Linked DNA regions of Mus musculus: all the other regions are linked to region 4. The links are chromatin loops, found by intact Hi-C in ENCODE. Cell type or tissue: heart. All regions are shown on one strand. Region 1 has its middle 29 kb from the start of Gm24179. Region 2 has its middle 130 kb from the start of Gm40797. Region 3 overlaps Lrig3 (leucine-rich repeats and immunoglobulin-like domains 3). Region 4 has its middle 11 kb from the start of Gm29862.

Region 1 (8,000 bases), 1.1 Mb before region 4:
GAAACGTTGTTGGAAGACGCTTACGTCCTTATTAAAATGTTAACGCGTGAGTCAAATTGATGGGTTTTGAACCCGAAAGATCAAATAGTTCATTTAATCGTATTAACCAAATTGGTTTTAAACCAGCGGAATTATTTGCTGTGCTTAAGAAGTCATTATTCTCCAACCGAGTGGATAAATGGGTCACCTTGGGGTTTGCAGCTGGAGTTTTCCTTTATAACAGTGCATCGGGAACTGAGTCATTTGTCCCAAAGAGGCTCAGCAAAGGTCCACCAGACCTGTCTTGATTAATTTCTCAAAACCACACGAGGAGATTTGTCAATTATGCTTTCCAGGGTTGATTTGATCAGCCTCACACCTTTTCATGGACTGCGGAAGTTGCTCCTTGGAGCTCTGACTGATCAAAATGGTTAAGAATCGCCAGGCAGAAATGACCTGTGAACCAACTTCTAATATGACTTGAACTTATGTGGTTTAGATGGCTGCTATCTTTGAGATGCTGGGTGTAGAACGGTCTCACCCAAATTCTGGCAGCATTTCTGGAGGAGCAGGCAGGGAGCGGGCACTCAGTCTTTTTCTGCTGGTGGAAAGTGACAGACAGAAGACATCACTGAAGACAGCACAGAGAACACCCGAAGAACAATCAAGATTTTTTTTTCTTTTTCTTCCCATTTCGATCCTTCCCGTTTCTACAGCTGCTGTGACATTATGACAGTAATGTAGTTGTGACCTGCTATTTCAGTACACACAGATCTTATATTACTCCATATTATAGCAAATTACCTCTTTTTTTTGGTCCCCTAGGCTCTTTGCTGTCTAAGTGGAACCCTTGGTCCTGAGCATTAACAACAGCTAGCAGCTGGTTAGAAAGACTCAAAAGCTCTCAGTCCGTGTGCTTCAATTCACACACAGACGTCAAAGTGGAGAAGTAGTCCTTGAAGGACCTTGGCAGCCCCAAGGGAGTGGATTCCTTTCCTGTCTGCTTACATCACCCCCACCACCTTAGAGAGCCCGGAATTCTTTGAGTTTCTGGATTCAGGGATCTTATGTAATGACTGGCCAACAGATGGGGCTGGGCATCCTGGAGTTTCAAGGCTCCCACAGGAGGTTCAGGACTGGAGGGTTCTGCATCCGGAGGGTCCTTCTCTTTCTAAACGATTATATAGTTTAGACTACTATACTATTATACTTTTAAAATATTATGTAGGTTTTGTATAATACTTTTGCTGTAAAAAGAAACTAGAGAGTTCTTTACGTTTCTTCATTAAGTAACTTTAAGAACAAGTTTCTTGAACTTCAGTCTCGTGTCTGGCTGACCCTCCTTACTAGGCTCTTACTCTTAGATCCGATGTTAAAGACTCGAGGGGACAAACAGAAAATGAAGGGAGAGATGCTTTGTTTTTATTCTTTATTAAGATGAGCTAACTGCTCTGGTTAGCGTAAGCGAAAATAATTTTAGTTGTGAAGTTCAGAGGTCACAGGAAAATGGAGGTAAACTTATCAGAAAAAAACAGAGAAAAAAACCTGGTAAAGCGGGAATTTTAGATAAACAGTGAATACCTGTTTTATTCGGTGACTTAGTGTTTTATCAGACGGAGAGAGTTTACTCTGCTGCAGGCTGGCCTTGAACTGATCTGTGTAGCCTGGGTTGTTCTCAGGCTTGGAATTCTGCTGTCTCATAGTCCCAAATAGCTGGACATGTGCCACTGTGTTAACTTATTATTATTTTTTAATACAGGCCTCTCTAGTAGCCCTGACTTTCCTGGAACTCCTTATATAGACCAAGTTTGTCTTGAATTCACAGAGATCCACCTGCCTTTGTCTTTTCTTCTTCTTCTTCTTCTTCTTCTTCTTCTTCTTCTTCTTCTTCTTCTTCTTCTTCTTCTTCTTCTCCTTCTCCTTCTCCTTCTCCTTCTCCTTCTCCTTCTCCTTCTCCTTCTCCTTCTCCTTCTCCTTCTCCTTCTCCTTCTCCTTCTCCTTCTCCTTCTCCTTCTCCTTCTCCTTCTCCTTCTCCTTCTCCTTCTCCTTCTCCTTCTCCTTCTCCTTCTCCTTCTCCTTCTCCTTCTCCTTCTCCTTCTCCTTCTCCTCCTCCTCCTCCTCCTCCTCCTCCTCCTCCTCCTCCTCCTCCTCCTCCTCCTCCTCCTCCTTCTTTTGGGTTTTTGAGACAGGGTTTCTCTGTGTAGCCCTAGTTTTCCTGGAATTCACTCTGTAGACCAGGCTAGCTTCGAACTGAGAGGCCAAGTGTCTCTGCCTCCCAAGTACTGGGATTAAAGGCATGTGCCACTATGGCCCACTGCCTTTATCTTCTGAGTGCTGGGATTAAAGGTGTCTGTAACCAGACCTGGAAACTACATATATATATGATTTATTTATTTCTTTTATGCTATGTGTTGTGCTGGTTAGTCTCTGTCAACTTGACCCAAGCTAGAGTTATCTGAAGGGAGGAACCTCAATTGAGAAGCCTCCAGAAGATCTGGCTGTCGGGCATTTTCTTAACCAGTAACTGATGTGGAAGGGCCCAGTCCATTGTGGGTAGAGTCACTGCCGGGCTGGTGGTTCTGTGTTGTACAAGAAATTAGGCTGAGCAAGCCACAATGAGCAGGCCAGGAAGCTGTACCTCTCCATGGCCTCTGCATCAGCTCCCACCTCCAGGTTCCTGCCCTGAGTTCTTGTCCTGACTTCCTTCAGTGATGAACAATGATACAGAAGTGTAAGACAAACAAACCCTCCCTTCCCATCTTCCTTTCTGCTATGGTGTCTCATTACAGTAATAAAAACCCTAAGTAAGACATGTGTATTAGTATTTTCGGCATGTAGGTACGCACACCGTGTTCATCCATTGCCCACAGAGGTCGTCCGATCTCCCTGGAATTGGAGCTACAGACAGTTGTGAGCCTCCTTGAGAACACTGGGAACTGAACCTGGGTCCTCTGCAAGAGCAGCAAGTGCTCTAAACTGCTGAGCCACCTCTCCAGCCCCAATTTGTAACAAGATCCTACGGAAACACACGGGGCGTGTTTATGCTTGTTAAATCTGGCAATCTTGAGAAGTAAGCCACAGAAAAATGAAGACTAAAAAGGTCTATATCGTGAATAAAATTTGAACCTCAATGATGTGCTGTCAGGATACCCACGTAAAATACCTTTTATGGGACATTTTACTTATTATTTATTTTTTCAAAGAGGTAGGATCACAGTTGTGCATGACCACAGCCACATTCTCAAAGTCAGAAACATCTCAGGCACCGTCCTTCCTCCGTCTCCCAAGTTGACTATAGGCATGTGCCACTCCCTCCAGTCAGGACATTTTATCATTGAAAGAATAGTATATACTCCATGATCTCAGCCTCCAGGAAATCTCTGAGTGCTTTTGTCCATGACATCTCTCTGAGATGAGGGTGAACCACAAATCAAGTTTATGCATGCGGATTTCCATTTGTTATGTGCAAAACAAACCAAAATAATAATATTATCTTCACCCCCCACCCCACCCCTCCAGCATTAAAGAGGAACAGAAATAGGCCGCGTGGAGAGTGAGCTGTTGGAAGCGCTGTCCAGCAGCAGAGGGCGCACGCGCACCACCGATGAGCTTCCAGTCACACCCGATCCGGTCATTTTCTCAGTACTCTGTGCAGTTCAGGTTTTATTTAAATATTTATTTGAATCAACTTTGGCATGCAGCGGTGCAAAAACAGATTAGAAATTAAATGCAGGTCTAGTGCACTCTCCAGCGTCTGCATTTCCCTAAATGATGTATAGCTTTTCGCCTAGGCGCCTTGATTTAGGAAGTCCTTCGGCTCGGCTTTGACATCTGAAAGTCCTGTGCTTCCTTTTGTGCTTAGATCCTGGCGTTTTTTCCCTCTCGGATCTTCCACTGTGAGAAAGAGTCAAGGGTGGGTGGGTATTTATCAGGGTAGAGAAGCGAAAGTCCCAGACAGGGTGGGATTGCTAGGTGGGCTGACTTGGCTCCCAACTACAACAGGAGTCAAATGTGACAGTTCTGATGTCTGAGAGTGGTGAGAGTCGAGTTGATTTCACACACACACACACACACACACACACACACACACACACACACACAGGAACACACGCGTGCACACACACTACTGCTTAGTTCATACAATGTGTCCTGTATGCTGAATGTCGACAATCTCTGGACCCGATCACTTGGCATTGGATAACCAGTTGTGAGGCTTTTCCTTGGGGAAGACAATTTCTTTGGCTCTCAGTATTCCCAGTTGCTAGTCTTTCTTTGACTGCGGTTGAGGTACTGTGAGCTTTCCTCCTTCCACGTTAGCGTGTCCATTGCTGTTGTCCTTGTTAGGTAGCCATGTTGTTGAGACTCATGGGCACAGCCCCCTGGCAGTTCTAGGAGACACAAACCCCAGAAAACTTCTGCTCCTCTGGCTCTTCCAATCTTTCCATCTCTACTGCAATGATCCCTGAAGCTTAGGTGCCGGAATTGTGTTGTAGAGGTATCAGCTGGAACTGGACACAGTCAGGTCTCTTGTTCTCTGCGTCTTGATTGGTTATAGTTTTCTATAATGGTCTCTGTCTGTTACAGCAAAGAGAAGTTCCTTCAATGCGGGTGGGAGCTGCACTTATGGCCAATAAGGACTTTTTCAGCTCATTAGAATCCAGCAGTCTCAGCCTCCTATGTATAGTTATTTTGTTTTTGTTTTCTTTTTTCAGATAGAGACTAGCTGTGTATCCAGACCTGCTATGAATTCACAATCCTGCCTCGGTCTCGTGAGTGCGTAGACAGCAGGCATAACTCACCACTCCTGGCATTTTTGTGGTCCGTTGTTGGCTGGAATTTTGTCCATCATGGTCTGACTGTTATGACTTTGGTGTCTGACTATATTTGACTTCATTTCAGTCACATAACAACCTGATTAAGTAGTCGCTGTTTCTGTTTGTGTGGAGGGTCAGAAGAATGGTGAATCTAAGCAAAAAGGCAGTATTCTAATAAACAAAGCATACACATTAAACATCTGTTTGACACATTACTTCCTAAACCTGATTTTGAAAGATGTTGTTTTTCAAAGTGTGATACATTTCATCAATTTTGGAAAAAGTTGCACACTTTAACCCTTTCCTGGAATTTTACAACAAGGTTTTCTTAAGAAACTCTATCGCCAGCCAGGTGGTGGTGACACACACGTTTAATCCCAGCATTTGGGAGGCAGAGGCATGTGGATCTCTGAATTCAGGTCCAGCCTGGTCTACAGAGTGAGTTCCAGGACAGCCAGAGCTACACAGTGAGACCCTGTATCGAAGGTTCCCCAAAAAAGAAAAAAAAAAAACTACAACTGTGAAATACATAATTAATCTCATACAGTTTATATTTCTCAAACTTATTCGATTAAAGGATCCTTATTCTCTCCCAATTTTTCTTTTTACTAACATATATTGATTGTACAAAATAATCTGTGTGTGTGTGTGTGTGTGTGTGTATGTCATGTACTTTAATGACACTCCCTTAGGGTCCTCTTTCCCTGCCCCCTTGTCTTTGTGTCTTTTCTGCTTTTAAACAATCTTCCTTATACTTTTATATCTTAAAAAATAAAACCGGATTCTGCATTTGTCTTCCCGAGTCTATCTTGTTTCCATTAACACGATACCCAGTTCCATCCATTTTCCTGTACTTGATGTAATTTTGTTTTTCTTTATGGTTGAATAGAACTACATTGTGGATCGGCCCTTCATTATCTTTACGTATCCACTGATAGATACCTAGGTTGATTCCATGACTTGGCTACTGTGGATAGCCCTGAATACAAATGGGCACCCGAGCCTGTCTAGAGCATGCTGACGTAGCGTCCATTAGCATCTGAGGAAAAGGGGCCTCAGCATCCTACGATCTAAGATCCCAGGAGCAGACAGCTGGACCTCTCTGTTTGGTTTCGTCTCTTCCCTTCGTTTTTAATAGAACGGCCATCAGTATTGAGAAGCGTGTATCTTCCGCGGAGTATGGTTTGAGAGACATTTCCCTTCGTTTTTAATAGAACGGCCATCACTATTGAGAAGCGTGTATCTTCCGTGGAGTATGGTTCAGGGGAGCTCATTATGGCCGTCACGGTTAGAGGACATGTTTTCATCCCCTCGAGTTTACAGGCATTACGATAGGACCCAGAGATGTGAGATAGGTTCTACTTCAGAGAGAGGGATTTTCAGTTTAAAAGAGGAGGAAAACCTGCCTTAGGTTTGAATGGGAGCATGGTTTTAGTTCCTGTGGTATTGTTTCAGCATTTTTCAAAATAGGAGAGTGACAACAGACCACTGTTTCTACTGATGTCTGTTTTCTTTTTAAGCCGGGGAAGAACGTTGCTTGCTGGCTTCTCCCCATAGCTTGTTCAGCTTGCTTAAAAATTAAGATTTATTTGTTTTATATGAGTACACTGTAGCTGTCTTCAGACACACCAGTAGAGGTCGTTGGATCCTGTTACAGATGGTTGTGAGCCACCATGTGGGTGTTGGGAATTGAACTCAGGACCTCAGGAGCGAACAGCCAGTGCTCTTAACTGCTGAGCCATCTCTCTAGACCTTCTACTGATTTCTTTTTTTCTTCTCTCTCTCTCTCTCTCTCTCTCTCTCTCTCTCTCTCTCTCTCTCTCTCTCTCTCTCTCTCTCTCTCTCTCTCTCTCTCTCTCTCTTTTGAGACAGGGTTTCTCTGTGTAGCCCTGGCTGTCCTGGAACTAATCCACCTACTTCTGCCTCCCAAATGCTGGGATTAAAGGCGTGTGTCACCACGCCCAGCCCTCTACTGATTTCTTAATGTGGCTTTCTGATTTGCTCTCCTATTGAACAATTAGTATTTTCTTTAATTAATCCAGTGTCGCTGTGAAGAGGGGGGAACTCAAACACTGGATTTGAATAAAGAGTCATCATTGAGACTCACGCCCTAGGTTGCTGGCTTTTGTCCTTTTACACAGATGCACATAAATGCACATAAACACACATGCACATAATATACATAGGTGCACATAAATACACACACACACACACACACACACACACACACACACACACACACAATTTCATTGTATCAATGCATCTTGTCCTTGTGCCGTTTGTCAGACAAAGAAGGAAATTAAGGGCCATGTGCATTCTTCTAGGAAAAATTGTTACTTTTTATGACCATGTGTGCATGGACATTCACGTGGTGGTCAGAAGGCGTGATTGTGGGGCCCAGCTTTCTGTAGGTTTTGGAGGTGGAACTTGGATCATTAGGTTTTTCAGGACAAGTGCTTTACTGGCTGAGCCATCTCCACAGCCCGGACATTCTTGTCAGAAGATTGGTCAATGGATTTTGAGTTTAAAGAATAGACAATTGTAGGCATTTTATAGTAATACTGTTGGCTTGCAAGTTACGGCTAGCCGGAAGTCTCTACTCTTTTGTGCTGGTTAGTCTTGTGTCAACTTGACATACAAATTAGAATTATCCAAAAGGAGGGAGCCTCAACTGTGAAAATGTCTCCATTCAATTCAGCTGCAGGGCATTTCTTAATTAGTGATTGGTGGTGGAGGGCCCAGCCTATTTTGGGTGGGATCATCCCTGGGCTCTTTAAGAAAGCAGGCTCAGCAAGCCAGGGGAAACAAGTCCGTAAGAACCCCTCCATGGCCTCTGCATCGGCTCCTTCTAGGTTCCTGCCTGTTTGAGTTCCTGCCCTGACTTCCTTAGATGATGAATGGCAGCATGGATGTGTATGCCAAATACACCCTTTCCTCCCCAGTGTGCTTTTTGGCCATGGTGCTTTTACAGAAATTAAAAACCCAAGCTAAGACACCTTGCTTCTTTAGAGCTGTGCCGACGTCCATCTTATTCTGGTACCTTTTTATTTTTTTGAGACAAGAGCTTGCTGGCTGCCCGGATGCTTGCGGTCTTCCTGCCTCCTTGTGTCTAGTATGAAGACTACAGTTGTGAGGTGCCACGCTGAGCAATGTAGCATATATTACCTATCCCGGGGAAGTGAAACTAAGTCATTGTTACATTGTTGA
Region 2 (8,000 bases), 750 kb before region 4:
TTGTCTGTCTGGGGGATTCTTAAAGTAGATGTCTCCTCAAAGGCTTTTCTGAGTAGGTTTGAGACAATCTCCTCCCTGTCTTCTTGGGACTCCATAGAGAAACATTTTATCATTGACCAACAACATTCTTTTTTTTTTTCTGGCAATTATAAATTGATAATTATTTTCAGCTACCAAGGGATGCAATAGGTGGGTTGTATCCTCGAACATACTCCCTAGTAGCGTATAGTGTTTTCACATCATTTTGCATGTAACCTCTTTAGCAAGGTGTCTTTTGTCCCTACCCAATTACATCCCTTGCCCTTAAAAAACAAAACAAAACAAAAAAACCAAAAAAACTCCCACTAGTTCTTGTTTCTACATTGTTAGTTATTAACAACCCCTTGTTGTATATTTCAGACACAAGTCCTTTATCAGATGAGTGTTTTTCAAATGTTTTCTCTTTTTTTCCATTTTTTATTAGGTATTTAGCTCATTTACATTTCCAATGCTATACCAAAAGTCCCCCATACCCACCCACCCCCACTCCCCTACACACCCACTCCCCCTTTTTGGCCCTGGCGTTCCCCTGTACTGGGGCATACAAAGTTTACGTGTCCAATGGGCCTCTCTTTCCAGTGATGGCCGATTAGGCCATCTTTTGATACATATGCAGCTAGAGTCAAGAGCTCCGGGGTACTGGTTAGTTCATAATGTTGTTCCACCTATAGGGTTGCAGATCCCTTTAGCTCCTTGGCTACTTTCTCTAGGTCCTTCCTTGGGGGCCCTGTGATCCATCCATTAGCTGACTGTGAGCATCCACTTCTGTGTTTGCTAGGCCCCGGCATAGTCTCACAAGAGACAGCTACATCTGGGTCCTTTCAATCAAATGTTTTCTTTTAGTGGATACACTATGCTTGCTCTATGGCTTGTCTTCATTTGTCTAACATCACTGGAAGTTTTGAAAAAACGATGGATTTTGATTCTGTGAAGAATTTTGAAGTAGGAGAGGTGCTGGCATAGTTGTGGTTGGCAAAAGGAGCCGAAGACTGTGTGTGTTTGTGGTGTGTGTGTGTGTGTGTGTGTGTGTGTGAGACCCTATGTATTTCCTCTAGATTTTGGAGGAGTTCTGTTGTAAAGAGCTAGTTTCAAGTTTCAACTAGCTTTTGGGTGGTTACATTGTGCTTCTTAGATGTGAGACCTCTGAGTCTCTGATTGCACAGAGCAATCTTTCAGTTCTGGTGGCTCTGGGCATTATTTGTGGACAGCACACATGGCAGCTGGCAGGGTTAGTTTTATCAGACACCATGGACCTGGACAGGGCAACCAAGGATGTCTCTTTCTAGCTTTCCTCCCATCTCATGCCACCTTCTGTTTGGAAATAGAATGGGAGGGGCTGCCCTTTTGTTTTCAAAGCTACTTTAGTGGCCTTACACATGCTGAATTGAAGAGGAAACTGGTGTGTGCCTCAAAAAATGTTTAGACCTATTAGATACAATTATGTTTGTCTTCGTTACTTTCCTAGTGCTGTGACAAAATATCACAACCAAGGCAACTTTACAGAAGAAACAGTTTATTTGGGGTCATGGTTCCAGAGGGTTAGAGTCCCTGATGGCAGAGTGGACATAGTAGGCTCCAGGGGCTGGAGCAGTAGCTGAGACAATCAGAAATCACAAACAGGAAGGAGAGAGAGAGAGAGAGAGAGAGAGAGAGAGAGAGAGAGAGAGAGAGAGAGAGAGAACCCAGAATGCCCTGAGCCTTTTAAAACCTCAAAGCCTACACCCAGTGAGATACATCCTCTTCACCTCCTAGTCCTTCCTAAACAGCCTTAGATGGGGACCAAGTATTCAAATGTCTGGGACTTAAGGAGATTTGATGGTGCTACAGCGCTGAATTCATTTAACTTGCTGCAGCATTGAATTCAGAGCGTATATGTATTTCTGTGATGACTGACACAGGATAGTTCATTACTGCGTACGGAACGATAAAAGGGTTTGATTTCCTAAGCAGGTGAGCAGTTTCCGGCATGATTTCAAGGGGAGAGATTTCTGACTTTGAAAGCACCATCTATATACGAGACACCCGGTGAGATGAAATCTTGTCTTTTCAGCATGGCTACGATGTATCCATCCCTTTTGAACCTCTCGGCTTCCTCTGCTTACAATGGGCCTGTATCACTTCTGTAATTCCAGAGTCGCAACTGACACAACCTCCTGGAAGGGTGAGCGGGGACAAAGCTGGTGTTCAGGGCAGACCTACTTGTTTGTAACAGGTGATCTCTCCTAAGTCCCCTTCTAGAATTATCTACTTGCCGTCCAATGGGAGGAAACTACAGGGACTCCAGTCTCTGGTTCCGTTTCTGTTATTCATTCCTTGCTACTGTATCTGCTCTTTCCTTCTCACCTGCACAGTGATGAGAATTGCCCCAGTTGCTTTTCTAGAAGGCTGTCTACTCCACTGTGATTTCCTAAGAAGCTCCTAGTGTTTACAGTGGGCAATGCCTTGCACTGCTTTGAGCACACACCTCTTGCCTACCCTGGTCAAGTTTCTCCAGTATCTCCTTTCTCTTGCTGTGTCATGGTGTTTATTTAAGATTAGCATTTTTAAACACAGCAGGTGTCCACTGAATGACGGGCACTTTAATTACAAAGGGTCCCAGTGAGCATGTTGAGCTATCTGCCGGAGGATTTTCTTTCTTTGAAATGTGTTGCCAATCCTATTCAGGTCACTTTGCTAAATTTTCCTTTCTTTCAAAATATTTTTAAAAATTCTTCCAGAGCTTTAGTAGTAAAAAGAAATGATTGAATAGATTGTACTACATCAAAAAGGACACTTATGAAAAATTTAATACCACAGGGAAATGGCTGCTGCCATTTCTTCATACATACAAAATTCAGACAGCATGATTACAAGCACATAAACTATAGCCAAAAAATTATGGGTTATCTAGAGGATAAGGAAAGCAGGCACAGGCATGAATATGAATTTTTTGAGTTAACATTTTTTTCCCACTTTTTTGTGGAGAGAAATGTTTTTGCACACTCTCTTACCTTAAGACCAGGTCCAATTCCACCTATTTCCAGTAGGGGTCACTGTGGTTCTTCAGTAGTTAAAAAATTTTTATTTATTTATTTATGTTTTTTTTTTTTTTTTTTTTCCAATTTGGCATCCCTGTTAGAAGGGGAGAAAAGCATTCTGTCATGGTTATTATTTTTAGCAAAGTTAAGGGAAATGTTAAAATGATAGCCTCCTTTTTTAAATACAAAGAACACTTCGCAGAGCAATTGAGCTTTTTCCAGCTTCTGCATCCCAGGCTGTAACTATCAGAAACATTTCTATCTTACACCGATGACCCAAATTTAATTTATTAGTGTGAAGTATTATCCCTATTCCATTTATTCTGCCATTAAGACAGAATTAAACTCGTTCTTTCCATGGTGTGACGGTGGCAGGCTACCTGTTTCCACTTGCAGACTAGTGCCCTTTTTCTTCCTTCCTTCCTTCTTCCTTTTTTTTTCCCCCAGAAGGTGGCTTCCCAGCAGTACAGAAATACAGCTTCCGAAAAAGTTCATTAATAATGAAGTATCAAAGTTAATTAATGGCACATGAGATATGCAGATGTAAGGACCATTTTCTAAGGTCAATGAAGGAGATCCAGAAAATTCAGACATTGTTGCATCTTGAAAAGAATTCCCCCTGGTGAATTCAGCAGGAATGTAGACTAGGTATTTGTTTGGGAAAAAAAAGATCAAATATTAAGAATTAGAAAGAGGAAATATAGTCTCCGAATATTAAGAAGACGCATGCTGAGTATAACATCCAAGTGCCGGAGCGATGTGACCATCAAAGTCCTGATTTCTCCTCCTGGATCTTTAACTTTATATCGCGGGGAACCAAGAAACCTTAAATATGATATTGCTTTGAAAAATCTCATCTTTTCCTCTCATCCCCTTTTTACTACTTGCAGCCTTGAAAAATGCTGTCCCGATCACCTTGCAAGATCATCTTCTATTTCACAGCCTGGGGCCCTTTGCTTCCTGACATATCCTTATTTCTATAGCATTTTGACTACATTCCCAGACGTTTCCCCACTCCCGCGGCCTCTCAATGCATTTCAAAATCGATTTTCTTGGGTATTTGTCGCAGACCTCACATTTAGCAGGATTAGGGGAGGTACCGGGGCAGGTGCTACAACCTAGAACTCCACCAGTCACCTTATAGTCAGGGCAAAAGTCTTTGAGACTATGCGTAAGTTGGGTCTCATCTGGGCTCAGGCACACAACTCCATTTCTCCAACTTTGCTGAAAACCACCAAGGTCTGGGCAGCAAGAGGCAGGCAGGGCTGACTGGAGAGGGACTCCACTGAGTTTAGAACCTTTACTCTCTCTGTTAGTTACACTTCCTGAAAGACCAGTCTCTGTTTCTAAAATGAGAAGAGTAATGGTTGCCTTGACACAGTTTTAACCATAAGTAAGTAACTAGGATTTTTCTTTTGTTTGGAAAGCTCCTTAAGTTTTTCTCTTCAAAGGATGGAGCCAGCGTTTTCTTCATAATCCAGAATCATCAGAAGTGATTTAAAAATATTTCCTCGGGGCTGTCTCTTATGTAGGTCATCTCTCCTTAAGTCCAGTGTTTCTGCATTTTAATATTCAAAGTGGGGTTTTAAGTTGGCAAAACTGGAATTCTAGCCCTGTTCTAACACTAACTTGCATGTGACTTTCATAATCCCAATTAAATTAATTTGGAGACCATTAGAATAAGGATCCTGATGATGGTACAGCATGTGGTTAGAGTAAAATAATAGCAGCAGTATCGGGTCACGTGATCGCCATGCCTCTGCCTCGAAGGTGCGTTTGATTGAGGAGTGAGCGGTTAAAGCGCAGGTCGTGGGTGTGCCCTGGTCTGTAGGAAGGCATCTGTGTTGTCAAGGAGCTCACCTTCCAGCACGATGGGAGAGGCACGATTCTCTGCTTTCCCTCAGAGACTGAGACACCATCGTAGCCCATGGCTGGCATGTGGGATGGGGTTGTTCTAGAGCGTATTATTAGGGAAAGCCTCTGTGACGAACTGGCGTTTGAAGATTTTGACGATGGAAAGAAAACAGCCAGGTAAAGACTGGATTGGGGAATGATATGGAGGAGGGAGCAAAGGCCCCAAAGGTGGACTGACTGTGTGAGGTTGAAGGAGCGGGCTGCTGGCAAAACTTCAGACTCAAACCATGATACACACCTTGATCAGGCTTTTCTTTACCCCTCATACTTGAGAGGACTCCTAAGCTCTGAATGTCTGCTGGAAGCACTTTGCCTGAGCCTTTCCCATCATGCTTATTTTCAGTGAAACTCAGTGTCCTTCTAAGTGCAAGCTCTCCGGATCTAGGCACTGACCTTCCTTTGAGAGACTAGCCTAGCCTAGTGCATTCCCTTTTCAGTAGGATAAGCAGGTTCGCCCAGAGGAGGTAGTGAGATAAACAACAAACATCAGGTGAAATTTTACTGGGACAGAGAGGAAAACAGAGGGCATCTGTCATTGCCATCAGAGGCAGCTTCCTGAAGCAGATGAAACAGATGCCATCCTTTGGAAATGCATCACTGGCTAACCAGCGCTCAGTTAGAGTCAGATCACTGGCCAACCAGGGCCCACTTAGAGTCAGAACACTGGCCAACCAGGGCACTTAGAGTCAGATCACTGGCCAACCAGGGCCCAGTTAGAGACAGAAAGGAAGCAAGCACAAAGTTTTCTGTGTGAACCCAGTAAGATCCAAGCTGTTATTTTCTACTTTGATCTTATTAGCTTATTAATAGGGAGATTATTAACAGGATTACGTAACAGCATATGTAAATCAGCTAATATTGGCTAGCTCTAATGAAAGATTATGATTATTCTAATCCTCATAATGACTAGTGAAAAGACAACCCTCTTTCCTCTGCACTGTGTGACCTAGGACAACACAGGTATGGAGCGGTCAAGAAACGCCGACAATTATTTTCTTGTTGCTATTAAAAGTCAACTAGTAATTAACATGCAAATCTTATTTAAGGGAAGCCAGCTAATGTTCGGCCTTCCTGGAACAAGGGAGCTACCAAGTAACTGTAGGGTCTGTAGTCAACTGTGTGGATGTAGGAATAGATGGATTCTGGGCCAAGTGTGACTTTCTGTTAGGTAAACTGTTTTAGTGTCAGGCTGTTCGAGAAAATCCAAAAAGTCTACTTTTTTCCTTTGGCCAATCTCATCTTTTCTGAATAACTCAAAGAATGCCTGATTAGGAAGGTGACTACTTTTGTGTTATCAAGAAACTTGGGCTGCTAGAGGACTGGTTAAGATGCCAAGAGGACTGGTTAAGATGCCTAGAGGACTGGTTAAGATGCCAAGAGGACTGGTTAAGATGCCAAGAGGACTGGTTAAGATGCCTAGAGGACTGGTTAAGATGCCAAGAGGACTGGTTAAGATGCCAAGAGGACTGGTTAAGATGCCTAGAGGACTGGTTAAGATGCCAAGAGGACTGGTTAAGATGCCAAGAGGACTGGTTAAGATGCCTAGAGGTGAACTTGTACTTTGGGAACACAGATGCTAATTTTGTGGGTACCAAAGGCTACTGCAGGCTTCCCAGGGCCTGTGTGGAGCTCTGACTGCCTCAGCTCATGGTGGAGAAACAAGTTCTGTCACCTTGCTAACAGGTGTTTTTTAACTTCTAATTATCCTGCATAAAATGAAAAGCCCCCGGCTTCCCCACATCAGTGCAGTGTTTTGTCTGAATTGCACCAGATCAAATATTTTGTTTATGCCTGGAGGAAAAATGAAAAAGCAGACAACTTATTTTGTTCCAGAGAGAAGCAATTTGACACATTAGAATTTCTTAAAGATATTAAAATGGACACAACTGTTTTGTTAAGTTGGAGGCAGGATTCATACACATGTTTAAAGTTTAAAAATAAAGCAAAATCTTAAATTAAACTGGACTCAGTTCCACTTCACACAGCTCTCTCAGGACCCAGAGGGGCTTAGATTGTTTTCCTCTCAAGTGAACTATTTTAGAAATAATAGGTTTAGGTGTCAAGCTATTATTAACTCTTATTATCTTAGCTTGTAGGAGTATCAGTTTAGCAGTAGAGGAGGAAAGATAGGCAGAGAGTGGGCTTGGATGGGGCATCCAGGGGGCCTGGTGGGTATGGAACATAATGTATATTTCCTCTGAGAGATGACAATGACTGGAGACCAGTTTGGAGCAATTTGGAGTATGGAGGAAGAGGCATCTACAAGGAGATTCCGTGGACTGAAACTTTGCAGTTTGGCTGTGCATCCGTTAGAGCGTTTTGAAGCCAGGCAGTCACACAGCTGTGTAATGATGGCAGCTCATCTTAATCAAACCCCACTCCTGGGCCCCTCCCACCATCCAGCTGGTTGCTACAGGATTAGGCACTCCATCTAAGACCTTAGTTGTTTAGACTTTTCTTTAAAAAATTATTTATTATTATTGTTGTTGCTGTTGTTGTTGGTGTTAGTGGTGTCCATGTGTGTTCCCCTGCGCGCTCATGCGTGTATGTGTGTGTGTGTGTGTTTGTGTGTGAGTGTCTATGTGTACAGGGCATACGGCAGAGGGCAACTTTTAGGAGTCACTTCTCTTCTTCCACAGTAGATTCTGAGCATCACACTCAGGGGTCAGGCCTGCTTGAGGCATTCTGACCATTAGATCATTTTGCTAACCCAGTTGGACATATTTTTGTGGGATCTTGGAGGTCACCTTACTTTCCACACATGGTCCACCTACGTGAACAAGGCTGTCAGCTCTGTGGATGTGTGGCTTGCAAGGTTACCCAGTGTTCCATATTTAGAGGAGCCTTCTATGCTGAAGGTCTGCCATCTTGAAATCTTTGTACAAGTGCTCTGCACACGCATTTCATATCGGGGACCACAGATTTCATGGTGAACCTGACCCATATGCTTGCAAATCCCATAGGAGAGAGAATGGAACTGTTTCTTAGGATTCTTGTGTCTTTTTTTTTTTTTTCTTATTCTGGGAATAC
Region 3 (8,000 bases), 210 kb before region 4:
AACTCAGTTCTCCAAGGTGCCTTTCACATCCTGAACCCTGCACTCAACACTTTAAAAACTTCCCCCAAATCAAGACAGTAACCCTGGCCCTGTTAAGTGAAGGTGACTAAGCACTCACGTCTCAAACAACTTGAAATATACATTAAAATTTAAAACCAAGTTCCTTCCAGTAAGTGGTGGCGCACGCCTTTAATCCCAGCACTTGGGAGGCAGAGACAGGTGGATTTCTGAGTTTGAGCCCAGCCTGGTCTACAGAGTGAGTTCCAGGACAGCCAGGGCTACACAGAGAAACCCTGTCTCAAAAAAAAAAAAAAAAAGAAGAAGAAGAAGAAGAAGAAGAAGAAGGAGGAGGAGGAGGAGGAGGAGGAGGAGAAGGAGAAGAAGAAGAAGAAGAAGAAGAAGAAGAAGAAGAAGAAGAAGAAGAAGAAGAAGAAGAAGAAGAAGAAGAAAAGAAAAAAGAAAGAAAGAGAAAAGAAAAGGAAAAAGAAAAACAAGTCCCCATCACAAAGACAGAGAAGAGCCAAAGCATATAGCATGTCTTTCCACTCTAATGGTTCAGATGGGACAGAGCGCAGGGTTTCTGAGTGCAAAATCCTGAAGCCCACATTAAATTAACATTGGAGAGATTTTTCAGGTCAGTTAATGCAATGCTTTTCTTCCTGAGGACAGAAATCAAAGGGTGGGAACCAGAAGAATAAACACTCGGCTCCCTTCAGGCCCTTTCTATAGTTCTTTCTGCTGCGTCTTGTTTTTAATCTGCATTTTATAAAGACAAAACTTAGTGGACTTAAATCTTTCTTTTTTTTTTTTCTTCAGCAGTTCTGAACTTCCTAGCGATGCCGTGGAAGAGGGACACTGCAATCACCAGGCACGCTGATCAGCGTCCTTTTAAAATCCCTTTAAGAAACACACATGGATGAAATAGATCTATTCTAATCAGACTGCTCTGGGAAAGATTAAGAGCCCACTTTTGAGGCTGTACACATTTCCTCAACAACAAAGGAAATCTGCTGGGAGAAAAGTGGGCACATTTAGGAACCAATTAGGCTCGTGTACCAAGAGCAAAATGTGTAACTTACAAAGTCTTTAAACTGGTAAGCCCCCGGAAGGCACAGTCAGCAATGTAGCTGACTTTGTTATTCCCAATGTGGAGGGCATTTAGTAGGCTTAGGCCCAGGAAGCTGGAATCGTCTAGCCTTGATAAGTGGTTGAAAGTCAGGTCTCTGCAAAAAACAACAACAACAACAACAACAAAGCTTTTATCTTTCCATTCAACATAATAATCTGTTTTCTAAAAAAGAGGTAATAAATGTAACTACAATAATCCTGTTTTAACATTCTGCCTTACAGTAACCAGGTAAACATTACTCCTAATCCCAGTAATTAAAATTAAATAAATAGTCCATGAAACAATGACTACTTCTGTCAACTCGACAAAGAACTGCAAAGAGAGGCATTGGCTCCAAAGTATCACAGCCGAAAACACAGCATCAGGGGCACACAGAAAAGCGGCTGTCGCCTTGGCAACTTTGTTGCAAAAATTTCACAGGTCAATGGTAAGAAACTCCTACTCCAGCAGGATCCCTGCTCTCGAACCTGAGGAGAATAAAAGGCAACTTACAGCTCACTGAGTTTCTGGCAGAACTCCCAGGCATCCGGGCTGATCCTGTTGATGGCGTTCTGGCTCAGATGAAGTTCCCGCAGCATCAACAAGCCATAGAGCCAGCCTTTGGTAATCTCGGTTAGGTTGTTATGGTCCAGCTGCCTGCATGTACAATGAGAACCAAGGGTGGGATCCAGAGTTCACGATCTACTCTCTTCAAAGCCATGCATAGCTGGCTGTAAGCAACTGATGACATATCCCTAACACGCCTAGATAGTCGGCTTTGATATATAAGGAGATCAGCAAAAGATTCATGCAGTTCACCTGGAACATGACTAAGTAATTATAACTATGATTGTATAGCATGAGAATCTAATGAGGCTTTTCAAAGGAGAGCTACCAGGTGTCCACTCAGTATTTGGGGGTCAGTGTATCTGAGTGGGAACTTCGGTAACCCACACTTACAGGACTTCCATGTTGCTCAGCCCCCAAAAAGCTCCATCCATCAGCTTTGTCACTCCGTTTCTTTGCATTTTCAGAGACTTCAGTGCACCAAGTCCTTGGAATGTGAGTCCATCCACGTTCTTAATCTTGTTTCTGTTCAGCTCACTGTGTTGGACATTACAATTAAGCCGTTAATTCATGTGACAATTAAATTCTAATGGTAAGAAAAACGTGTCATACGCTGCAATATATTTAACCCAGTCAGTGCTAAAACTGCAAGAATGTTTTCCATTTCCCAGGCACTTTATTGACAAGGATTTCATTTTTTTCCCCTCCAATTTATTACAGGGAGTGAATGCCTATGTAAAACACGATATATATATATGAATAATATAATAAAGGAAACACACTAGATTTTCATTTCTAAATGGTTGTCCACTCAGGATAGTAGTCAACAAATTTATATTCAGCCTTTGTTGATGCAGAACGAGCATGATAACCATCCCAGAAAAGCAGGAGGGGTGCCGGGGAATGGTGTAGAAATCCTGCCCCGCGTGTATGCAAAGCTCTACCATCATTCCCAATTAACGTTCAGTTTGGTACCTTCCTGCAGGCTGCAACACTTTCTATGTCTGCCAAACACTAGAACCACCTAGGGAGCTCTAAAAGTTCTCGAAGCCCGAATTGCAGCCCCCAGAGGTTTTAGTATAATTGGTCTAGGGTGAATCCTGGGCTCTGGGGTTTTAAAAAGCTCCCCAAGTCTCTGTAATGTGCAGCCAAGGTTGAAAAGTGCCGTTGCGGGAGCCTTGTTCACAAACCATTCTACCATTCTTAACGAGACAGTTCTTTACTGCCACTTAGGCTATCAAAGCACCCTGAAGTTGTTGGTATTATTCTCATAAACCACAGCTATGGAGAGACGCTGTGGTTTCCTCAGGTCCACAATGGCACCTTTGTGAAGGGGCAGCAGAGTGATCACCCTGCTCCTTCAGCCACCATCTAGCATGTCCTGTCAGGCAGCTGCTGGCATGAGGTAACTGGCAAGCCTTTTCCCAATCAGGAGATTCCACCACTTGCGCCATGAAAGCGAGGATAGTCACGTGCTTGCCCCTAAACTTCTCCTGTCCCACTGTGGGCATCAGACCTGGACCCCAGAGGCTCAGAGGTGAGAGTGTGATGTCCTAGAGGCCATGTTCACTTACAGGTGCTGCAGCTGAGGCAGTTTAAACATCTTGGGAGGGATGGCTGAGATGCGGTTCCTGTTCAGCTTCAGCACCAGGAGCGTGCTCGCCAAATTGTCAAAATACCCTGGTTCCATGGACGACACTCGGTTGTTATTGATATACCTGTTGAGAGTTTGAAGGTCAGCCGAGGCTTGCTCAGGTTTCTTCGGGAAGTTAAAGTGCTTTCAATCTCCCCACTGCAGAGACTCTCCAGTGACCATAAGTGCACCCTTAAAATTGTTAATACTGAGTTCCCTGTGAACAAATTAAGGTTTACACATATGGACTGGGATATGGCTCGATGGCAGAGTGCTTGCCAGGTAAAGAAGCCCTGGGTTTATATCCAGTACCAGGAAAATAGTAAATAAAGATAAAAAGATTCACACACTGTAGTTTTAATAAGAAAGGTCCTGTGTAGGCTCATGTGGTCTGACACTTATTGTCCAGCAGGTGGCACTCTTTTGGAAGGTTGTAGAATCTTCAGGAGGTAGGGCCTAGCTAGAGGAAGTAGACCACAGAGGGCGGGACTTGGGGTTCTATAATCTGGCCTGACTTCCTGACCACAATGTCACAGGGCTGCCTGCCACTTCTCCCAGCATGCCCTCTCTGCCATGATAAAACTGTGCCCTCAAACTGTCAATCAGAACAAGCCTTCTCAAATGGCTTCTTGTCAGGAACTGAGTACAGGCAGCAAGTAACTAATATACATATACTAACAGCAAAGACTGACAGATCTTTGAAGGTGACGAATAGTTGTTACATTATATATATATATACTTTGTGTGGAATTTGTTACTAATGCCCTAGTTTGGAGCATTTGCTTTTAAATCGTGATAATCGTGATACAAAATTGTAAGAAAGAAGATTGAATCTATTCAACTTATTCAAATCCATGAGAAAGTTACATTCCACTCCATAGTAGTGAAGTCGGGTTGCCTGCATCTTAAACACACCCCTGTCCCCAGTTATAACAATATTCTCACTGGGGGGGGGTAATTTATACTTACAGATACTTGAGTTGTAAGGGTGGAAAGGCAGTTCTCAGTTCTGAAATATTATTGTTGCTGAGGTCCAAAGTCTCAAGGGACTGAAAGGCTTCCAGCTGTTCAGGGAGGATTTTGTCGATGGCGTTCCCAGCCCTATAATTAAAACACAGTCCCAGCAACTGGTCAACAGTATAATCCAAAGGGAGAAGAAGACACCTACTCCTGACCTGTCCTTCAGAAACTAGTTGGTCCAAACCATATTTCTCAATGACAGTCAGCAGCCCATGGCCATGTATGCTCTGAGGTCATCCTAGATCATATGAAGAATGTCCTTACACCAATCTGACAGGATAATACGCATATAGAGTTGCCATGCTTTTAAACACAACTGATGGATTTTTTTCTTTCAGATTATTTCTCAATATCTTCCTGTTTTATTAGATAGTAAATGAAACAACTAGCACAGAGTGGGAACACCAGGCTACACTCCCTTATTCTACATTCCATAATATACATTATAGTATATTATGGATATTATATATATTACATATTATACATATAATATTTTGTAATATTATATATATATAATACAATGAATATTTAAAACACATATATGTACGCTCATGTATTTAAACTTAGTGTAGCTATTACTATTAGTGGGACAGAGCTGCACATGTGGAGATCGGAAGAGAAGTTTGTGGAGTTAAATGTTTTCCTCCCATTTCTGTGTTTGCACAGTCTCTGGGCATCCTGGTCAGCTGGGCAGGCTTGCACTGCATGCAGGCGTCTTTACCTTCAGACCCGCCTGGCCAGCCCTGTGTCCTCCTAACTACTAGTCTGATTCTTCTTTTAGAAGGTACCCTCACACAGCAGTGCCAATCAGTTCCCAATCCTTACCACTCTGTGGCTGCTTTAGCTCCTGGCTAGAAGGAGGCCCTGTTTTTACAACCAGTTACTAAGTTGACAGAGGCTTCAGTACCAGAGAAAGTATTGCATAGTTATCCCAAAAGAGCTACCACCTAACACAGTCCCTAAGGACAGTCATCAAGAGATACTTGACATTACCAGTCTGGACAACAGATCAAAATAGACCACAATGGCAGTCACTGGCTACGTATAGCTCTTTACGAGTATGTAAATACACACACACACAAAGTATCTGTCACTGAGCATGAAGGCACACTTCTAATGTCACCACTCAGGATGCAGTGGCAGATGTTCTTGGTCAGCCCGGCTATATAAGAAGATTATGTCTCTAACAACAACAACAACAATAACCACAACCACAAAAGTCTTCCTTGATTATAATATCTATATGTCAAGAGAGCAATAGCCAATGTACCTGACAGCAGCAAATGAGACGGAACATTTCCACCATTTTTCTGTTGCATTTCAAATGGGGAAATGCCCAGCCAAATTCTCACAAGTGGTCATAGGTACTAGAGGTATTTAGCATTATTGGTATTTAGCGCTATACTCATGAGTTCTACTTGACAATCTTATTAGAAAACAGGAGCGAACTGAACTTGCAAGCCAGCTCAACTGTCACATAGGTTTAGGTAGCGTGGACCTTTTCCCCCATTAATGTTTCTTCATTTTACATCCCTGCTCCCTGTTGCTGGGTGCCCCTTCCCATGCTCCACCCCCCCTCCTCCCCTTTCCTTTCTCCTCTGAGAGGGTGGAGGTCCCCACTGGATATCCACCCCCCAACCCCCATCCTGTCACATCAAGTTACTGAAGTACTAGGTACATCATCTCCCCTGAGGCCCGACAAGGCAGATGAGTTAGGGGAAGAGGATCCACAGATAGGTGACAGCTCTAGGGTCAGCCCCTGCTCCAGTTGCTGGGGAGCCCACATCAGACCATACTGATCATTTGCTACACATGTGCAGGGAGGGAGGCCTCCAGCCAGCCATGTTTGGTCTCTGGTTGGTAATTCAGACTCTGAGATCCCCAAGGATCCAGGTTAGTTAACTCTGTCTGTCTTCCTGTGGTACTCCTATCCACTTCAGGGACCTCAGTCCTTCCCCCAATTCTTCCACAAGAGTCCCCAAGCTCTGTCCAGTGTTTGGCTGTGGGTCTCTGCACCTGTTTCACTCAGCTGTTGGGTGGTAGCATGGACTTTTTAGACCATCGCATAGCAGGAGAAACCATGTTAAGTTAAAAAGCTGGGAACAACTGTAACAAGGGTTTCTCGTTAGACCCTAAGGAATAGCGACGAGATCTGATCCTTAGTCAGAAAACAGCCCCCAGGTATGTGTGTTGCTTACGAGTAACTCAGACACACCTCTCCATCTCAGAAGTTAGGTAGACCACTTTTATGGGATCCCAAATTTTACAGTGCATCTTACTATAACACGCTCACCACCACCCTCTTCCATATTGCAAACTCCTTTGAGGCAGGGATTCGTGTTCATGTCGCTGTGTTAGAATGTAACGAAGCCAGAAATACTGGGGCACACAATAGGTGTCAACACCTCTGTTCAACACGGTTCACACATTACACCATCCACTCACAGAGTAATTTCTCTCTTTCAAATATAATCTAAAGTTGGGAAACTGGGGCTTTTTGCATAACCAGTCCAACTACTCCTGAGGCACCTCACATAGCAAGTCTGGGTTGGTCCCTGTCGATCCCCGGTTTCTTTTACAGAACACAAAGCATCAGTGATATTCTGGCCAAAAAAAAAAAAAAAAAAAATCAAATTCTATTTTCAAACTGATGTAGAAATCCAACTGGCTCACTGATCCACCATCACAGGGATAACCAGGGCCTCTTGCAATCTGCGCCTGCACTTTTGTCCTGGAGGAGACAGACTTCTAGGGATCTGTACCCACTACAGTTAGAAAAAGGTTGACTTCCTGAGACTGCAAAGACCAGGTGCTGCTTTCTCCACAACAGTAAGGAGAGAACTCCAGAGACGCAGGCTCTAAACAACACTCTCACACTGAAGTCAAGACCCTTAGTCTAGTCCCTTTAAGGAGTTTAGGGTTATTGTCAGTTTGATCTTTAAGAGACCCAAATCATCAGAGAATGTAACTCCACCGGGGGTGGGGGGAGGGAGGGAGGGAGAGAGACAGACAGACAGACAAGAAAAAAATCCTACACAGGATAACAAAGAAACAAGCTGAGATAATAGTAAAGTTCAAAAAGAAAAGAAAATTCAGCAATTCTACATACAGGTCCCAGATTACCAAGTTCCTCGGATTCCCATAAAGCATTACAGACTTTGTTTAGAGTCAAGTCATCCATGACCTCTGATTCTGACCATTTCCCACATCTGGATTTGCCAGAGCACAAACTCCTTGATCTAGCTGTGAGGTACAAGCGAGACAATTAGTCAATCTCTAGGTCCCGGAGATGGAGGCAGGCAGGCTAAGCCCAGCCAAGAGGCCTTAGGGTCGGGGTATAAGGGATGAACAAAACCACAATTTGGGAGACAGAAATTTTCTCTTAAATACATAGCCCGATGTTTCTATCACCAGGATGTCCTCCTCCAAGTCACCCAGCAGCTAAAACGCCCAGACCCACCCCTGTCTGTCTCACATCTCTCTTCAAGTCTGCACCTGGTTTGGGCCAGGCTGTCTGGGGCTAGACTACCCAAACTTAAACACTATTCTGCAACAACAAAAAGAAAACAATAGTGTAGTGTTTAGTTGTGTTATTATTAGGAGTTATTTTTTTTCCTAATAAATGGAGCACATTAGTATTTTGAGGTAAGGAGAGAGAGGCCCACCAGGTGT
Region 4 (8,000 bases):
TGCTCATCTCCCACTGTCTGTGGGGTCATATTTATACTCCTTCATCACAGGCCCTTTCACGTGTCTGCTATAGCAAAACATCCTTTCGCCTGTGTCTGCTTCAGGAAAACATTTTTTCCTGTGTCTGATCCAGGAAAACATCCTTTCGCTTGTGTGTCTCAGCAAAACATCATTTGACATAATTGACTTCCTAAAGAAACTAGAAGTTTCCACTTCAATGTATTGTTTAGTACAAAGTGAAACAAAAGAATACGAAATCATTGTATTATTGAAACTACAGATACCATCATTGTTTATAATACAAGAAAAATTAACCAAGTCCACCAAGCTTGAGTAACTTTCTAGGATAACATTATAATATTCACATTTTGGAAGCTATTATTAAGGCTTCTAATGGGTTCTGGAACTTAAAGCACACCCAGGAACTTAAAACAACACAGAGTTTAACACAGAGACAAACTAGGTAGAGCAGTTGCTACTCCATCAGAAGGTGAGTTTCGGTCTTAGAACCTATGTTGGGCAGCTCACAACTTCACAGTTGCCTGTAACTCCAGCTCTGGGGTGGAGTGGTCTAGTGCCCTCTCCTGGTCTCTGCAGGCACCTGCACACATATGTATATGTGTACTTGCTTGTGTATCCACAGACATATACCACAGTACACACACTGCCATTACCACACACACACACACACACACACACACACACACACAGTAGATTGCTTGCCCAACATGCACGCTTGATTCTAGGTTCAATCTCTAGAAACAAAACTATTTTAAAAAATGATGAAAGCATCACAATTATTTATCATCATCATCATTATTATTACTTATTTTAATAGTGGAAAGGTATGTGATGCGAACGCAGTGATCTGAAACTGGGAGTAAGAAGCCTATGACAGAGGCTTCTTTGCAGAAGTGTCTAGGTGGCAATGCTCTGTTGGGACAGAAGCTTGGAGTCTCTGGCTAAGAGGCTGAAACTGAGTGGAGAAGACAGAGGTGGGAAGGCTAAACCCTGACAAATACTGCAGCTTTCCCTGGGCATGACCCTAGTGAGGAACATGTCGTGAATACCAATTCGGAGTGCTCCATTTTGAGGTACCTGGGTCTCCCAAAGTCCTCTTGCGTAACTGAATCCTGGCAACAGTTAAGACTTATGTTTGGCGGTAAGGATTCCTCCCGGAGCGTTGAGTTTCTGATAGACTAGACTAGGCGCTGCTAATGTATGTTTAGGTGGCGTGTCTGTGAATGAAATCGAGGGAAAGTCGGCAAATGTTTCGTCTGGGAAAATTCTCCACAGCAAACCCCCAAGTGACAGTACAAACTCTTTTCAGCAAAAAATAAATAGCTGGTCTTTTCCATTTGGTTTTTACCTTTGTGTGGTGCTGGAATCCCCGAGTGTCTGGCTAATAGCGCTATTCCCTCCGATTTTTGCAGCTTCGTCATCTAATACTCAATTAACATACCGTCTGCAACGCTCAGCTAAAGGAAGTTATGTGAGAATGAGAGAATGAGGGACCATCTTCGCTGAAGAACAGTTTTTCTTGTCCAAGAAGCACTGGCAGGAGGAGACTGGGTGCGGGGGGGTGGGGAGGGCCAGATTTTATTTTACTTTACTTTGTTCCCAGTTTCTACTTAAAATTCGGAGCTCAGCAACCATTCCAGTTTCTTCTTCCTGCTCTGAGTTCCCTCAAAAGTAAAGACTTAAACAAGGTGAGAAAGAGGACTGTGGTTCTCCGAGTAAACAGGCCCTGCGGAGCGAGCCTGGACCCAGGGAGAGCCCTCCTCCCAGAAGGAAACCAGATCCCTGGGCAAAATAGGTGAAGAAAAATAGGGCAGCTGTTAAAACATTTAGTCTGTTTTTCTCTTTATCCCCCTTCTGGTCCCCTGCCTCCCAGCCCCCTCCCCCACGCGATCCTTTCCAACCCCAGGCGACTGTGCTCCGGGAACGCAGGACCCCCTCACCGGAGAGCAAATACATGAGCTAGGACAATCCCCGGCCTCTGCTTCCCCGCCGCCCCCTTCCCCGCCCCTCTGCATTCCTGGAGGATAAGCGGAAGATTGAATGGATGAATTTTTGGCAGCTATTTGCAGAGCCCGCAGCCGCAGCTTGGTTTAATTAGGGAATCAGAGCGTTGCTTTTATGTAGGTCACTTTAGGTTCTGATTCCAGATCTCCTATAGCTCTGTCCTTCCTTAAAAAAAGCCAGAAATACATGTACAATTAGAAACTAAAAACACACCAAAAATCTCTCGGTCATGTGTCTCTCTCTGTCTCTCTCTGTTAATTCCCACTAGAATAGCTTAGCTGGGACCCCTCCCTTCTCCAAAATAAGGATAGTATTGTAGCTTAACTCCACCCCACTCCTGTGGTCTGAAACATATGTGCAGAACAGAGAAAATTATTAGCAGGCATGAAGGACATTTTTTGCTTTCTCGATGTTTTTGTCCTAGAAAGACTCCTTGAGCTTTCTTCTACGGAGTCTAACAACGAAGCACCTATTGAGAACTTAATCGCCATCAGTTTGTTAATCTTTGAGATGTAACTGAAAATAAGTACCGAGGTAGGGGGAGAGATGGCAGACAGGGCATTGCAGTGTCTCTTAAAGGAACTCAGACCCCAAATTAAGTGTTTTCAGCCACAGGTGGGGCCCACAGGAACCTCGTCTGAAGGTTTCGTAATGCACAAAGAATTCTCTTTGCAAGGAGCCCAGGAGGGTGAACACACAGGGATCCTCTGTGGCCTTGGGGGTGTGGGGAAGGCCCTAGCAAGTCCTCTGTGTCTGTCAGAAGTTTGTTCAAATGACGCATGGCTTGGATTTAACGTTTTCAGGTACTTTATCTTTACTTTCACATTTGAAATTCGATCAGTCTAACGTAAATACGAAGCAGCCAGGCCTTAAAGAACAAGACAGGCTCTCTAAACACTCTGAACTCCAGAAGAAAACACGGCCATGTTTTCATAATATACTTAGATGCAGGAAATGCATACTTAATGGGCTAGGGTGACTTCATGTAATCTGCCACCCACAGATAATTAATTAAGCTACTCAGTGAGTGTCGGGCAAACAAGTTAACATCGCAGGCTCTCAGGAGTGTGAAGTAGTGTCCTGTTTACATTTCCTGGATGGTTCAGTGAAGAGCTGTGGGAACCACCAAAGGGAGGAGGCTATTTCAAGTTGTGGCCCTCTCAAAATGCTAAGAGCGGCTATTAGCCCTCAAAGGCTGCAGGTCTAATCAGCTTCAAATAGTGAGAAACAGCTGGCCAGGAGGCCGGTCTGTCAGTGTATGAGGTGTCTGTCTGGGAGGTGGCTTGGAGGAGAGCTCACAGACTCCGGCTCATTATCTCCAGAATGAAAATGGAACCACAGCTGTCTCTTCTGATAGATTTGATTAAACTGCTAAGCTGGGGGTGGAGGGGTGTCAGAGAGGGCGAGAGGAACGTCAGCAGAGGCTCGGAGCCAACAGCGTGTGCACGTATATTTCCAAACTCCTCCGGGCAGGAGGTATCTCAGTAATGGGACTTGCCATGAGATCTCTGGCAGGCTCGGTGTTGGAACCACATCACTGAAACTGCTTGTCTTGGGATATTTTATTTTTGTTCGTCTTGTCTGCAACTCTCCCCGCTGTGAATACTATCCAAGAGGAGTAAAAATGAATTCATCATGGTTGTAAACTTCCCAAAGCAGAGGTTTTGCTTTTGCATTTCAGAAGACAACTTCCCAGGGGAGATGCCCATGGAAAAAATGAAGTTTACCTACCACCAAATCAAATTTAAGGTGTCAAAAGTCTGGCTGCCATCTTAAAGCCGTTGAGAAAAGCTGCACACAATAGCTTTGGAGTCGACCTGCCTTTTTACTAGAGCTATTCTGCTGCATAAAGAGTTTTGTATTTTTGTTATAGCCTGAGTTAAACACAGACCCCTTTCCCATTAGCATTGATGGTGACCTAGTACATGAATTCCACAGAGCAACAATGCCCCCTCCTGTCAGCTGTGCTAGGGTGTAGCACCCTTACTGGGGTTAGTGATATAGAAACTCACACTTGCCCCCTCCCCCACCTCCTGGTCATTGGTCCTCTGTAAACATCACAAATGCCCACAGAGATAATAAACCTGAAAATGTATCTTTCTTTAGTCTGTTAAAAAAAAAATAAAATTTAGTTCTTAAGGTCATTGCCATTCTTCTTAAATTTCACAGATAGGTTCAGTTATCTCTGTGGCTGTGGAGATGGTAAGTAAGCATCCTCTATATGGGCTACGTGAGTTGTCTAATGCATTCTATACTTAAATAGCAACGTACTTTGTTCAAACACTAGAGCCTTGATAGAGATGGTCACATGTAGTAGAAAGATCATACAATTGTTTATGAACAAATACGGTAGATCATGTCTTCATGCTTTAGTAACTTCTCAAGAAGGAATGGAGAAGACCCTTAGCTGGGACCAATAAAAGCACCAAGCATCTGGGATGTGGTGGTCAGTATTCCCCTTTTTTCATAAGGCCTACCTCACTTTACTGGATCATGTGGTATGAATGCAAGAGTCCTTTCTTGGGCAATGTTTTAAAATACATTGCAAAAGATTGTCAGGACTTCTCAGTGCATTTATTCCAATTCAGACTTTCCATGGATTTATCATTTGTAGGAGGAACAGTGCGGCCTCTGCATAAATGCCAGCTGCAAAGGCATCTCCTGCAGGAGGACCCAATTGAAGGCTGCCTGGAGATCAAGGATTGCTGAAGCAGGCAGCAATACCAGTCAATTGGGAGCTGCTGTTTAGAAGAGATGCTTTCTTGGGACCAATGGAGCCCTACTGGAAGGTATTAAAGGAGCTTGCAGAGGCATTCAAATGAGTTTCTCACCTGCTTCTGGAGTCTGTGCCTTTGACTCAAAGTCACTTCACCTCCAACCCCCAAGGGCAGGTAGGGTCGGGCCACAGGCAGTACAGGGCAAGGCAACAAACATTAATCATATTTTTGGAAGTTTTCATGGTTTTAATACATTCTGAAAGAAACTAGCTAAAGTTTGTTTTGTGTACACGAGTGTCCCATGAGTGTGTACATGCCTGTTCACTTACCTTGGCATGGTGTATATGTGTCTGAGTGTGAACTTTTTGTTTTGGGGTTCTTTTTCTGATTTCTGGGTATTGAAAGGAGTGCAAAGACAGCACTCTACCACTCGGGGGTACATCTCCCAACTCACTAATGTGAAGAATTACACAGTAGCTTGGTGTTTGGAAATTAGAGGCAAATCCTAAACATATTCCTTCCTAGCCACACGAAGACAGCTCATGGGGACTCTCTGCATGAGGTTAGTGGCTTCACTCTCATCTATTAATGTAGATTCCCATGTCTTTAATTACATTAAATAATGACGAGGTTGAAACTTGCATGGCATATGCAGTGAGCTAATGAATTCTTTTTAGATGTTGTGTTTAATGAAGTCTGTCTTAAAACCTTAGAAATCATTTCTATTGCTTTGGTAAATCACAATGACAAAAAATAACTTGGAAAGGAAAGGGTTTATTCCAGCTTATGACTCTCAGGTTGTGCATCAGCATCCAGGGAAGCCAGGGCAGGAACCCAAGGCAGAAAGTGAAGGAGAATCTATGGAGGAGGGCTGCTTACTGGCTTGCTCCTGTGATGGCTTCCTCAGCCTGCCATCTCATAGCACTCCAGACCAGCATCCCAAGGGTGGCACCACCCACCCCACAGTGAGCTGGGCTCTTCCACATCAAAATCACCAGTCAAGAAAATGAGCCACAGGCTTGCACACAGCCAGTTTGGTGGAGGCACTTTCTCAATTGAGGCTCCCTCTTTCCAAATGCACACATCTCCAAATCATTGCTTCAGCTGGGGAGGAAAATACCTTCACATGACTCTTCCAGTATGTTAAAATGTGCTGTGTGTGGAGGTCAGCACTCAGGACATCAAGCATGCACGCTTCCTCGTTTCTGTTTGTTATCACATCTGGGGACGTTCTCCGTACGGATACATCTTAGTGTCTGTTGTCAAGTAGAAAAGGGTCAGACTGAACTGGAAGCGGGGAGAGCGGTAATCTATGGATACCTTCATCTTTTAAAGATCTTAAAGATCTCCGCTTTATTTCACACTCCCAGAAATGATTATCATCTAGACGTTAAGCAGTAAATGTGCCGTGTTTACCCACTTCTATCCACACTTTGTGTGGAGTAGGGACTGGGGAGGAGGCGTTTACTTTTGAAATGCCCATATTCTGAGTCTCCTGATGGCTCAGCTGAATGTCCAGCTGGCTGCAGGATCCTTAGAAAAGACATTCATCCTGTCAAATGTTCCCTCTGGGTCTTCCAACTAGTACTCGGTCACAAACAATGGCCCATTCTTTTCTTAAACATCTGGGCATGGAACTTATTAAGATGCTTCGCATGCTGAACCTTAGCCCAGAAAGTTGCAGTTTTTATGACTCATGATAAGGAGGCTGAACCTAAAGTTGAATTTGTACGTGAATAAGGTCAACAAATACTTAACCGTTTCTGACTCCAGGGTAGTGCTGCCCTGAGAAGAGAGAAACCTTTAGTTACCTCTATTTCTATAGTTCCTCATGGCAGAAGTTAAGCAAGAAGCTACCGGTAGTGTGGCCAGCATTCTGGTACAGCACTCAAGCAACCAAGTATTGAAAACTTTAGGCCCGAGTGACAAAGGTGGCCCTTTGACATGCTTGATATACACTGGTGAGCACACCTGTGGTCTCCTACGCAAAGGTCTTACCATGGGAAAGCTCTATACAAGTTGAGACAGGAAGCAACTGAAGAAGAAGCTAACAGGACAGGAAAGAATTGCAACCCAAATTATAGTTAAAGGAGCTGGCCCCAGTCAGGGGAAGGAAAATACAACAGACCAATAGAAATTACTTCTATGTAGTTGCTTTTCAAAACCTGCATATGTTTATTATTGTCTCCTCCTTGTGCACATTTAAAACACTTGAAATAAAGGCTGACTGGGTGGTAAAATGTGCAAAAATGATTAAAAAGCATTCCATAATGATTGTTGAGGGCTGAGTAAGTGGGGGACTGCCCAAGTGAGTTCATGCCTGTTCTTAGAGCCTCCTGTGAGGTAGGTGCTGTGGGAGTGAAGATCAGACACAAGCATAAAGTAGGAGACATTGGACATGAACATGTGAGTCTGAGGGCAGAGCCCAAAGGCTTAACTTGTAGACTGTACCATCCTAGAAATGATTTGGTGATGTGGTAAACATGATTCAAGTAGGGTGGCCTTTTCTCACCTTTTAAAGGATACCTTTGGAGCATCAAAAAGAACATAGATCATGTTTCTTTTGTTGCTGTGATAAGCATCATTACTAAAAGCGCCTCAGGGAGGAAGGCTGATTTTGCTTATGTGTCCTGATCATAGTCCACTGTTGAGGAAAGTCAAGGCAGGAACTAAGGCAGGGAAGCTACCTGGAAGCAGGAGGTGAAGCAGAGCCACTACAGAATGCTATTTACTAGCTTGCTTAGTTTGTGTATTTATGCAACTCAGGACCACCTACCCAGGGTTGGCACAAGCCACAGCGGGCTGAGCCCTCCCATATATCTTATTAATTCAGAAAATATCCCACAGGCTTGCCTATTGGCCCATTGAGTCTCTCATTTCCCAGATGATCCTCCCCTGTGGCAACTGTGGCAACAAAAACAAACAAAAATCTCCCAACGGACTGAGGCAGTCAACAGCACTTAAATACTTATTTTTTTCCTTCTTTCTGTTTATTTTTCTTATAGTCTCAGTGCAAGAAATATGGACTTTGATGATTGTAATAACTGTGATGATTTGTTAATGCTTGGCCAAGGAAGAGGCACACTTAGGAAGTGTGGCTTTGTTGGAGTTGGTGTGTACTTGTGGGCATGGGCTTTAATACCTTGATCCTAGCTGCCTGGAAGTCAGTCTCCTCCTCAAAGCCTTCAGATGTAGATGTAGAACTCTTAGCTCCTCCTGAGCGGTGCCTGCCTGGATGCAGCCATGTTCCTGCCTTGA

Evidence for each region. A loop is a pair of places that touch in the nucleus more often than their neighbours do. Peaks named below come from ENCODE experiments on the same cell type or tissue, not always from the same donor. Only the 100,000 strongest peaks of a DNase experiment are listed, where the experiment ranks them.
Region 1: a loop joins it to region 4, with 3 times the contacts of the local background. A loop is called at or near these places in 4 of 42 quality-filtered maps.
Region 2: a loop joins it to region 4, with 12 times the contacts of the local background. A loop is called at or near these places in 8 of 42 quality-filtered maps.
Region 3: it touches region 4 in a loop (8-fold over the local background); 13 of 42 quality-filtered maps call a loop at or near these places.

The regions. Positions count from the first base shown.
Region 1 is chr10:126,865,417-126,873,416 of GRCm38, reverse strand. It overlaps a transcript of Atp23 not described here. Among named protein-coding and RNA genes, the nearest start is that of Gm24179, 29 kb to the right of the region's middle. In heart, CTCF peaks have their summits at 3,363 and 3,570 (motif pointing right); a DNase peak (open chromatin) is centred at 3,576.
Region 2 is chr10:126,526,648-126,534,647 of GRCm38, reverse strand. No RefSeq gene overlaps it. Among named protein-coding and RNA genes, the nearest start is that of Gm40797, 130 kb to the left of the region's middle. In heart, a CTCF peak has its summit at 3,045 (motif pointing right); no DNase peak of the experiment used is centred here.
Region 3 is chr10:125,990,827-125,998,826 of GRCm38, reverse strand. Lrig3 (leucine-rich repeats and immunoglobulin-like domains 3) reads right to left here. Exons shown (of 19, transcript NM_177152.5): 4 at 4,278-4,409; 5 at 3,250-3,393; 6 at 2,069-2,212; 7 at 1,622-1,765; 8 at 1,080-1,223. Among named protein-coding and RNA genes, the nearest start is that of Gm29997, 15 kb to the right of the region's middle. In heart, a CTCF peak has its summit at 3,711 (motif pointing right); a DNase peak (open chromatin) is centred at 3,806.
Region 4 is chr10:125,781,034-125,789,033 of GRCm38, reverse strand. No RefSeq gene overlaps it. Among named protein-coding and RNA genes, the nearest start is that of Gm29862, 11 kb to the right of the region's middle. In heart, a CTCF peak has its summit at 3,990 (motif pointing left); no DNase peak of the experiment used is centred here; H3K4me3 peaks cover 2,677 bases; H3K27ac peaks cover 2,292 bases; H3K27me3 peaks cover 367 bases.